Linked DNA regions of Homo sapiens: region 1 is linked to region 2. A link is a contact called in ENCODE Hi-C or POLR2A ChIA-PET data. All regions are on one chromosome and are shown on one strand. The core of a region is the stretch at or near the end of the contact, and the rest is flanking DNA. Distances in the headings are between cores, read along the strand shown.

Evidence for each region. Hi-C counts contacts between places; a loop is a spot of excess contacts on that map. ChIA-PET counts read pairs that join two places held with the same protein, here RNA polymerase II (POLR2A). Pooled maps may share reads with other maps.
Region 1: a map of endothelial cell of umbilical vein shows a loop between it and region 2 (5-fold over the local background). The contact joins two enhancer-like sites. A Hi-C loop is called at or near these places in 10 of 168 maps with a recorded cell type or tissue (Caco-2, Calu3, IMR-90 and 7 more), 1 of 37 single-sample maps with no recorded cell type and 10 of 50 pooled maps. POLR2A ChIA-PET finds 5 or more read pairs at or near these places in 5 of 52 experiments (AG04449, Caco-2, HEK293 and 2 more).

What each region holds. Positions count from the first base shown.
Region 1 is chr18:49,724,128-49,728,121 of GRCh38, forward strand. All of the region lies in intron 3 of LOC105372112 (a long non-coding RNA gene), which reads left to right. Among named protein-coding and RNA genes, the nearest start is that of ACAA2, 87 kb to the right of the region's middle. RefSeq lists enhancers at 1-402, 1,658-2,403, 2,404-3,147. Within about 2 kb of position 2,169, at least 6 of the 41 ENCODE cell types and tissues checked have a DNase peak (open chromatin) inside an H3K27ac peak, as active enhancers do; they include PC-9 and endothelial cell of umbilical vein, where a contact is called at or near this core.
Region 2 is chr18:49,682,961-49,686,988 of GRCh38, forward strand. The region is part of intron 2 of LOC105372112 (a long non-coding RNA gene); the gene reads left to right. Among named protein-coding and RNA genes, the nearest start is that of LIPG, 120 kb to the left of the region's middle. Within about 2 kb of position 2,616, at least 3 of the 41 ENCODE cell types and tissues checked have a DNase peak (open chromatin) inside an H3K27ac peak, as active enhancers do; they include PC-9 and endothelial cell of umbilical vein, where a contact is called at or near this core.

The DNA of each region.
Region 1 (3,994 bases), core at 919-3,418, 41 kb after region 2:
TGTTTGATTCTCATCTTAACGGGAGGGAACATCAGAAAGGTGAAAGTGATGATGAGACCTAGCTCCGAGATGGAACCCTTGATTTACCCAGGATTCTGCAATTCTATTTTAAAAGAATACCAAAAGTTGCCTCACCTATATGAAATGTCATGTGTCAGGAAAGAGTGTTTCACAAAAGTTAGGCTACATGCGAAAATTCCAGCATTTTCTGTGCTTAGAACCCAGGTCAGGAAACACTGGTCAGGAGCTCTTCCTGCCCGGCCAGTGTCAGGAAGAGTCTCGGGGTTTGGTTCCATTTCCAGCTCCTTGCTGGCAGGGCCAGGTCTGATTTGCTGCTGTCCCCAATGCCAGGTACAGGCAGGTGTCTTCACAAGCATGCGACCTGTGCCGTGGTGGGCCGCACAAGCAGAAAACCCTGTGCTTGGTTTAATGCTCTGCTGTCACCAGCTTGGAATCCTGAATAATTTTATCTGTAAAATTTTTTTTTACTGTGGTAAAATGTATATAACATAAAATTTACCATTTTAATCATGTTTAAGTGTACAGTTCAGTGGCACCGAGGGACATTCACAATGTTCCACAGCCATCACTGCCATGCATCTCCAGAACTTTTTCATCACCCCAAACAGAAATGCTGTACTTATCAACCAAAAACTCCCCCATCCCCCCTTTCCCCGACCCCTGGTAACTTCTATTTTACCTCTATCTCTGCAACTTTGACTACTCTAGGAGCCTCATATAAGCAGAATCGTACAGTATTAGCCTTTGTGTCTGGCTCATTTCACTTAGCATAATGTCCTTAAGGTTCATCCATGGTGGTGCATGAATCAGAATTTATCATTCTTTTTTGTTTTTTGTTTGTTTGTTTTTTTGAGACGGAGTCTCGCTCTGTAGCCCAAGCTGGAGTGCAGTGGCACGACCTCAGCTCACTGCAAGCTCCGCCTCCCAGGTTCATGCCATTCTCCTGCCTCAGCCTCCTGAGTAGCTGGAACTACAGGCACCCACCACCAAGCCCGGCTAATTTTTTGTGTTTTTAGTAAAGACAGGGTTTCGGGTTTCGCTGTGCTAGCCAGGATGGTCTCAATCTCCTGACCTCGTGGTCCTCCCGCCTCGGCCTCCCAAAGTGCTGGGATTACAGGCGTGAGCCACCGCACCCAGCCTTATTCTTTTTTAATGCTGAATAGCATTCCATCATATGGATAGACTACAGTTAATCTATCCATTCATCTGTCAATAGACATTCAGGTTCCTTCCACCTTGTGGCTATTGTGAATAATGCTGCTATAAACATTGGTGTACAAGTTGCTATTTTTAATTATTTAAAAAAGATTATTTTAAAAATTAGTAGATAAAAACCATTAAAACCCAAGGCTGATGGGAAGAAAATGGCAAAAAAAAAAAAAAAAAAAAAAAAAAAAGGATATTGAATGGTAACATACAGGGAATATCTGTTTCTTCCTTATTCATTTATGTCAACCTTTTCATCCATAACCAGTTATCAGATACCTCATAGATTTAATAATAGCTTTAGGGGTGGAAGGAGAGGAATAAACACCCACTGAATATACCTAGTAAGAACATTTAAAAATAATTAAAGAACATTTAAAAATAATTTGAAAATATTTAAAAAGTATATCTTGGAGCAGGGGTAAGAGGGTTCATTCTACCTTCTCACTTAGCCCACCTTTCCTGGCTCAGTCTCCATCCCCAGGGGTTGGGAATTTGTGACCTGGTACAAGTTCCTGGGGGCCTGACGGGCTGAGTGCCCCCAGGAAGTTTCCAAGGGCCCTGGAAGGTTTATAGGCAAGACACCTTGGGGTCATTTCCTCCCCTCTACCATCTGGCCCCATTTGCTGTACTGAAGTGAATTCCAGTAAGATTAACACCCTTGATAAGGGAAGAGAGATGAAGAGGGAAGAGCTCTTTGACTTGGTCCTGGGAAATACACTTCTGTCTCTTGCCACCCTGGAGGGCCAGCAATAGCTGAGCTGCCAGGGAGTGGGGGTCGGGCTGTAAAGTGAGACTTCCTTCAGTCCCCCACCTCCACTTCCTTATATTAGGAATTTTAACAAAAGGAGGAACATGAAACCAGATAGTAATAATCTATCAGCCTTTCATGTTGTCCTGGGAAATCTGCTTGAGAAGCCACACACAGAGGGTGAGTCACAGGGGTCCAGCCTTGCATTGGCTGGGAGGATCTCCTGATCCCTTGGAAGAAAGCTAGTCCTGCTCCTATTGGAGGGGAGCAGACCCAAAGGCCGCAGCGATTGCCTGGCTCGGTGACGCTGGAACGCATTTCTACCACCGGGGCCTCCCAGCTTCTGCTCAGCTCCTGGCAGGCAGTGTGTGTGGCTTCTCGAAACTGTCTGTGAAGTTTGGAAGAAAGTCCTGACTAGGTTAGGAAAATAAGAAAGACAGTCCATGGCACAGCCAACAAAATCTGTGTATGAGTGTCTGCCCCGTAAAGACAGGCCACGAAGTCTGCACCTGGTTCAAATTATCCGACGCATCCCTCCCAGGGGTGGCAATTCTGATGTGACTGAAAAAGTGTGAAGGCTTCTTAATCCTGCAGAAAAATCACACTTTCCATAGTAACAGCTCATTCCTGGTTTGGATCTTAAGACTTGGGCCTGGCAGGCAGGTCAGTGCTCTGAAATCCTAGAAGGGAAGATTTACCAACTCTCCCATGGTAACTGTCTGGAAACTGACTGGCCACAGTGAGCATGGGCTCCTATCTTCTGGGTCAGGCCTCAGCCAACTCTTTTGCTCCCCTCCATCTCTGTGGGCCACCTCTCTCTGTTTCCCATGGACACGTCTTTTCCATTTTCTGGAAGCATATTTGAGAAAAAGAATCAAGAAATTATCGCTTTTTTTTTTTTTTGAGATGGAGTCTCACTCTTTTTGCCCAGGCTGGAGTGCAGTGGCGCAATCTCAGCTCACTGCAACCTCTGCCTCCGAGGTTCAAGCAATTCTCCTGCCTCAGCCTCCCGAGTAGCTAGGATTATAAGCAAGTACTACCATGCCCGGCTATTTTTTTGTATTTTTTAGTAGAGACAGGGTTTCACCATGTTGGCCAGCAGGCTGGTCTCAAACTCCTGACTTCAAGTGATCCTCCTGCCTGGGCCTCCCAAAGTGCTGGGATTACAGGTGTGAGCCACCAAGCCCAGCCGAGAAGTTTTCTCTAGCTCTGCGTGCAATGCATTCTGGGCAATATAGATCTGTTATAAGGACTTGGTGAAAGGGGGTCGGGTAGGGAGACACAATGTCCTAAAATGTAGGAGCTGGAACAATAAGAGCTGGCATTTAAAAAAAAAAAGTTTTCATAAACACCAGCCTTGGTGCCTCATTTCATTTACTCCTTACCACAAATGACTGGAGGTAGTTTCCTGATTTTATAGGTGAAGGCCGGTTAAGTAACTTGTCCCTGTCCACTTGTGTTGTAAGTGGCAGCACTGACATTCGACTCAACCCCATCTCAGCCCAGGGCCCATGTTCTATCACTAAGCTACCCACAAAAGGACTTTGGAGAGCACCTTGCTTAGAGCTCTCATTTATCCAATGCAGTGGAGGCTCCGGGGTCCCAAGGGACTCCCTCAAAGTCATGTAATTAGCTAATGAAAAAGTTGGGATGAGAAGCCAGATGCCCTGTCTCCTGCGCCAGGGTAACATGGTTGAAAGAGCTTGTGACTGTGCCCTTAGAGTCGGGGTGACCTCAGGCAAGCTGATGATCACTGAGCTGCCAAGTCGCCATCCGTAGAACCAGCATGGAAGAGACCTACCTCGTAGTTTGCAGTGAGGGTTAGATGCAAGAGTCGACGCAAAGCTCCCAGTGTTGAACCTGGTGCTTGTTGGAGATTTAACACAGTTACTATTATTTACTCTGGCAATGGTACCATCCTATTTCACTCACACAGTTTCTCCTTGTTTGCTAAGATAATAACTAAGTCTGTTTCCTCGGCTGGACAGGGGCGGAACTGGGCACAGGGCAGGCCCC
Region 2 (4,028 bases), core at 1,366-3,865:
CTCCATTAAAGCTTAAATCCCTTTGGAAGTTGTGACCCCGAATGCTAGTGTGAGTCACATACATTTCAACATTAGTGAGTATATTAGTTCATTTTCATACTGCTATAAAGAACTGCCCAAGACTGGGTAATTTATAAAGGAAAGAGGTTTAATTGACTCACAGTTCAGCATGGCTGGGGAGGCCTCAGGAAACTTACAGTCATGGCGGAAGGCAAGGGGGAAACAAGTACCTTCCTCACAAGGTGGCAGGAAGGAGAAGGGGGAACAGCCCCTTATAAAACCATCAGATCTCATGAGAACTCACTCACTATCATGAGAACAGAATGGGGGAAACCACCCCCATGATTCAATTACCTCTACCTGTTCTCTCCCTTGACATGTGGGGATTATGGGGATTACAATTCAAGATGAGATTTGGGTGGGGGCACAAAGCCTAACCATATTAGTGAGTCTGTCAGATCCTTCTGGATCAAGAGTTTGATTCAGAAGTGAGGACTGGGGAGGAAGGAAGAACAGGAAAGGGACAGTGGGGAGAAGTGGGATGCAATTCACAACAAAGATTTGATTGTGCATTACAAAAGGTTGATAAGTTTCTGGCATAAAATAAAGTTTGGAGATTGCCTATGACTTGAAAATGGCCGAGCTCTCCTGTTTCCTTTGGATCTAAGAGTTTTGAGCTGATTGAGTTTGTTATTTTTCTATGTATCAACTAACAAGATAATATCTAAGATATATTTTTATCCATTTTGAGAAAACATCAAGTTCCTTTCTTTCTACTAAATGATCTGTTTTCTTGGTGCATGTGTGGTATTTTAGGAGGTGTGGTAGCATATTGCTTCATATTATCACCCATTCTGAAATAATCCTTAAATGCTTTTTCTCCTTGACATCCTTGTCAGGTGTTTGTTGTGTCTCTTGTTCTGTTGCATGAAAGGGTGCTTTATAAATAATACACGCTCTATAATTTTTTAAGGTGACAATGGTGGTAACAATCATGATGATGACCATGCTTTAATTAGCCAACTTCTTACTTCATTTTCCTTGAACACATTTTAGATCTCAGTCTTCTTGACCTGTTTTGACAGTTAACATGCAGCAGGGAAAGACGTGGGAATCTGGATCTCTGGGCACTGGGGGATCTGGATTGTCTGCCCTTGGCTAACAGCCTGAACCCATCCAAATGACTTCTTCTCTCTGGGTCTTGATTCCAGTGCCTTGCAAGAATAATGACCCAATTCTACCAAGACTTCTCTCTCTCTCTCTCTCTCTCTGTCTTTTTATTCCCAAGAAAATTCAGAAATCCAGATTTTAGAAAAATCATCTAATTTTAAATGTTGCCAACTAATTCAGATTTAAAAAAAGTTGCAGGCCAAGCAAGCTCAAACTGAGAGTTGACACCTTATCATCTCTGAATGGGAGAATCTAGAAAGCTCCTCTCAGTAAACAGGCTGTGGTTCTTCAGATAATGAGTAAGAAGGGAGATTTTGATTCCCGTCCTAGTCACAAAGTAAAAGGTCCAGAAGTTGCAGGGCCAGGGGACAGGGCTGAGAGCTGCTCCAGCCTTGACCAATCATCAGAATTACCATAGGAGTTGGAAAAATGGTCAGATTACAGATTCCCACTTCAGACACACTAAGCAGGAATCATGCATCTATTTATCCATCCGTCCATCCAACCATCCATCTATCCATCCTTCCATCCTTCCATCTTTTCATCTGTCCTTGCATCCATTCTTCCATCCATTTGTTGGCCTATCATTAATGTATCTATCCATCCATCCTTCCATCTTTTCTTTTTTCCTTTTTTTTTTTTTTGAGACGGAGTCTTGCTCTGTCACCCAGGCTGGAGTGCAGTGGTGCGATCTCAGCTCACCACAACCTCCACCTCCCAGGTTCAAGTGACTCTCCTGTCTCAGCCTCCCGAATAGCTGGGATTACAGGCGCATGCCACCATGCCTGGTTAATTTTTCTATTTTTAGTAGAGACGGGGTTTCACTATTGGTCAGGCTTGTCTCGAAATCCTGACCTCGTGATCTGCCTGCCTTGTCCTCCCAAAGTTCTGGGATTACAGGTATGAGCCACCGCACCTGGCCCATTCTTCCATCTTTTCATCCATCTTTCCATCCATTCTTCCAACCATTTGTTGGCCTATCATTAATGTAAACATCCATCCATCCATCCATCCATCCATCCATCCATCCATCCATCCTTCCATCCATCTGCTCTCCAGCAGATATTTGTTTAAGCACTACTGTGTGTGCTGGACACAGCTATAGCCACGGTGGAGGCAGTGGCCAGGAGAAAATTTATGCCTGGCTGTTCCCAAGTGGCTGATGGGCTCTCCCGATTGCCCATTTACCAGCAGGCTGTGGACTCTGGTTCCTGTAAACTTTGATACCAAGAAAGCTGACTCTGTATAAAATTTAAAAATTGTGAAACAAGGGAGGTTCTGAATGTTTACATTCTGGCCTTTTGGCTCAACTCCAGGAAGAGATACATGTGCAGGGTGCAAGATATAATCAATTCACCAGTTCCCACCAGGAAGTCTTGCTCATGTTAGGGACAAAGAAAGCTGTCTCCACACCAAGACTGACTGCCTGGAACTGGAGCAACAGGGACTAAAACTTTAGAAAGGCAAATAGGAAATACCTTTTTGTTTCTAAAGATTACCCATGGGATAAGATTCAGGGTCAGACACAGAAACTTCCTATTGTTTTATCAATTAGTCATGAGCACCTATCATGCCCACAATCTCTACTGAGTAGAGGACACAAGGAGAGAAATAGGAATTTACATCCCCGCTTTTGAGACAATGAAGGTCTCGTTGAGGTACCTCATTTTTATTGAGAAAGCAATGTGAGACAGGATATAGTCACGTATGCAATTTGCGTGCAGACAGCAAGTGCTGGGGAGGGACTAGACATCTTTGTAAACCTCCTTCTGAGCAGAGGAAACTGTGCTCCTAGTCAGTTATGATTGCTGTTTCTTCTCTTTCCTGTGAGTATGGAGTGATTTCTGGCTGCATTCTCCCTACTCTGCCTGCAGGCTCAGTCAGTCTTTCCCAGGTGGTTAGATAGTTCTTAGCATTAATTTTGAAATCAAATGACTGTGTGAGCTTGGGGAAGTTAGTTAATATCTCTGATCTTCAGCGTCATGTGTAAAATGTGGGCGATCATACCAGCTGTATAGCATTATAATGAAGATTAAATGAGATCGTGTATATTAAAACAACTATGGTGCCTTGGTATTCAATAAATATAATTTCATTTTTCCTTGGAGAAATAGGAATACTGATTCTCCTAAACCTGTGCTCCCCAACACAGTAGCCACCAGCCACGTGTAGCTATTGAGCACTTGAAGTGTGCAGTCTAAATGGAGATCTGCTGTATGTTTTACACACACAGCAGATTTTGAAGATTTTGTGTGAAAAAAATGTAAAATTTGATTACATGTTGAAGTGATAATATTACAAATGGATTAGGTTAAATAAAATATATTGTTAAATTAATTTAACCCACTTTCTTTTAATGTTCTCAAAGTGACAATTTAAAAACTTTAAATTACAAATATGGCTCATGTTGCATTTTTATTGGACAGTACCATAAAACTTTGCCAAGGTAGATGGTCTGGAGTTCCCAGAGATTTTACCTAGTGGGCCATCTCCTATGGATTTGCCTAAGAAGAAAAACTGGGGTGCGGTTTTGTGATGGGGTACAAAGACAATCTTGATTGATTTAAAATGACTGGGACTATCACCGTCCAAAACTCAAGTCAGACATGTAGCTGCTTTTCCCTCATTTGGGATGAAATGAGGTGGGTGTTTGCTGGGATGCTCTGTGAAGACAGAGAAGGAAATTACAATTGTTCAATAAATATTAGCTATATTTATTTTATTCCTCCAGCTCTGGGTCACATAATCATAACCCCTGCAAAAACACCAAAGGTACATTTTTAAAGATCAGGACTATTTCCACTATGATTCAATATTATGCTAGTGTCCTAATAAAAGTAAATGAGAGAAATCACTTG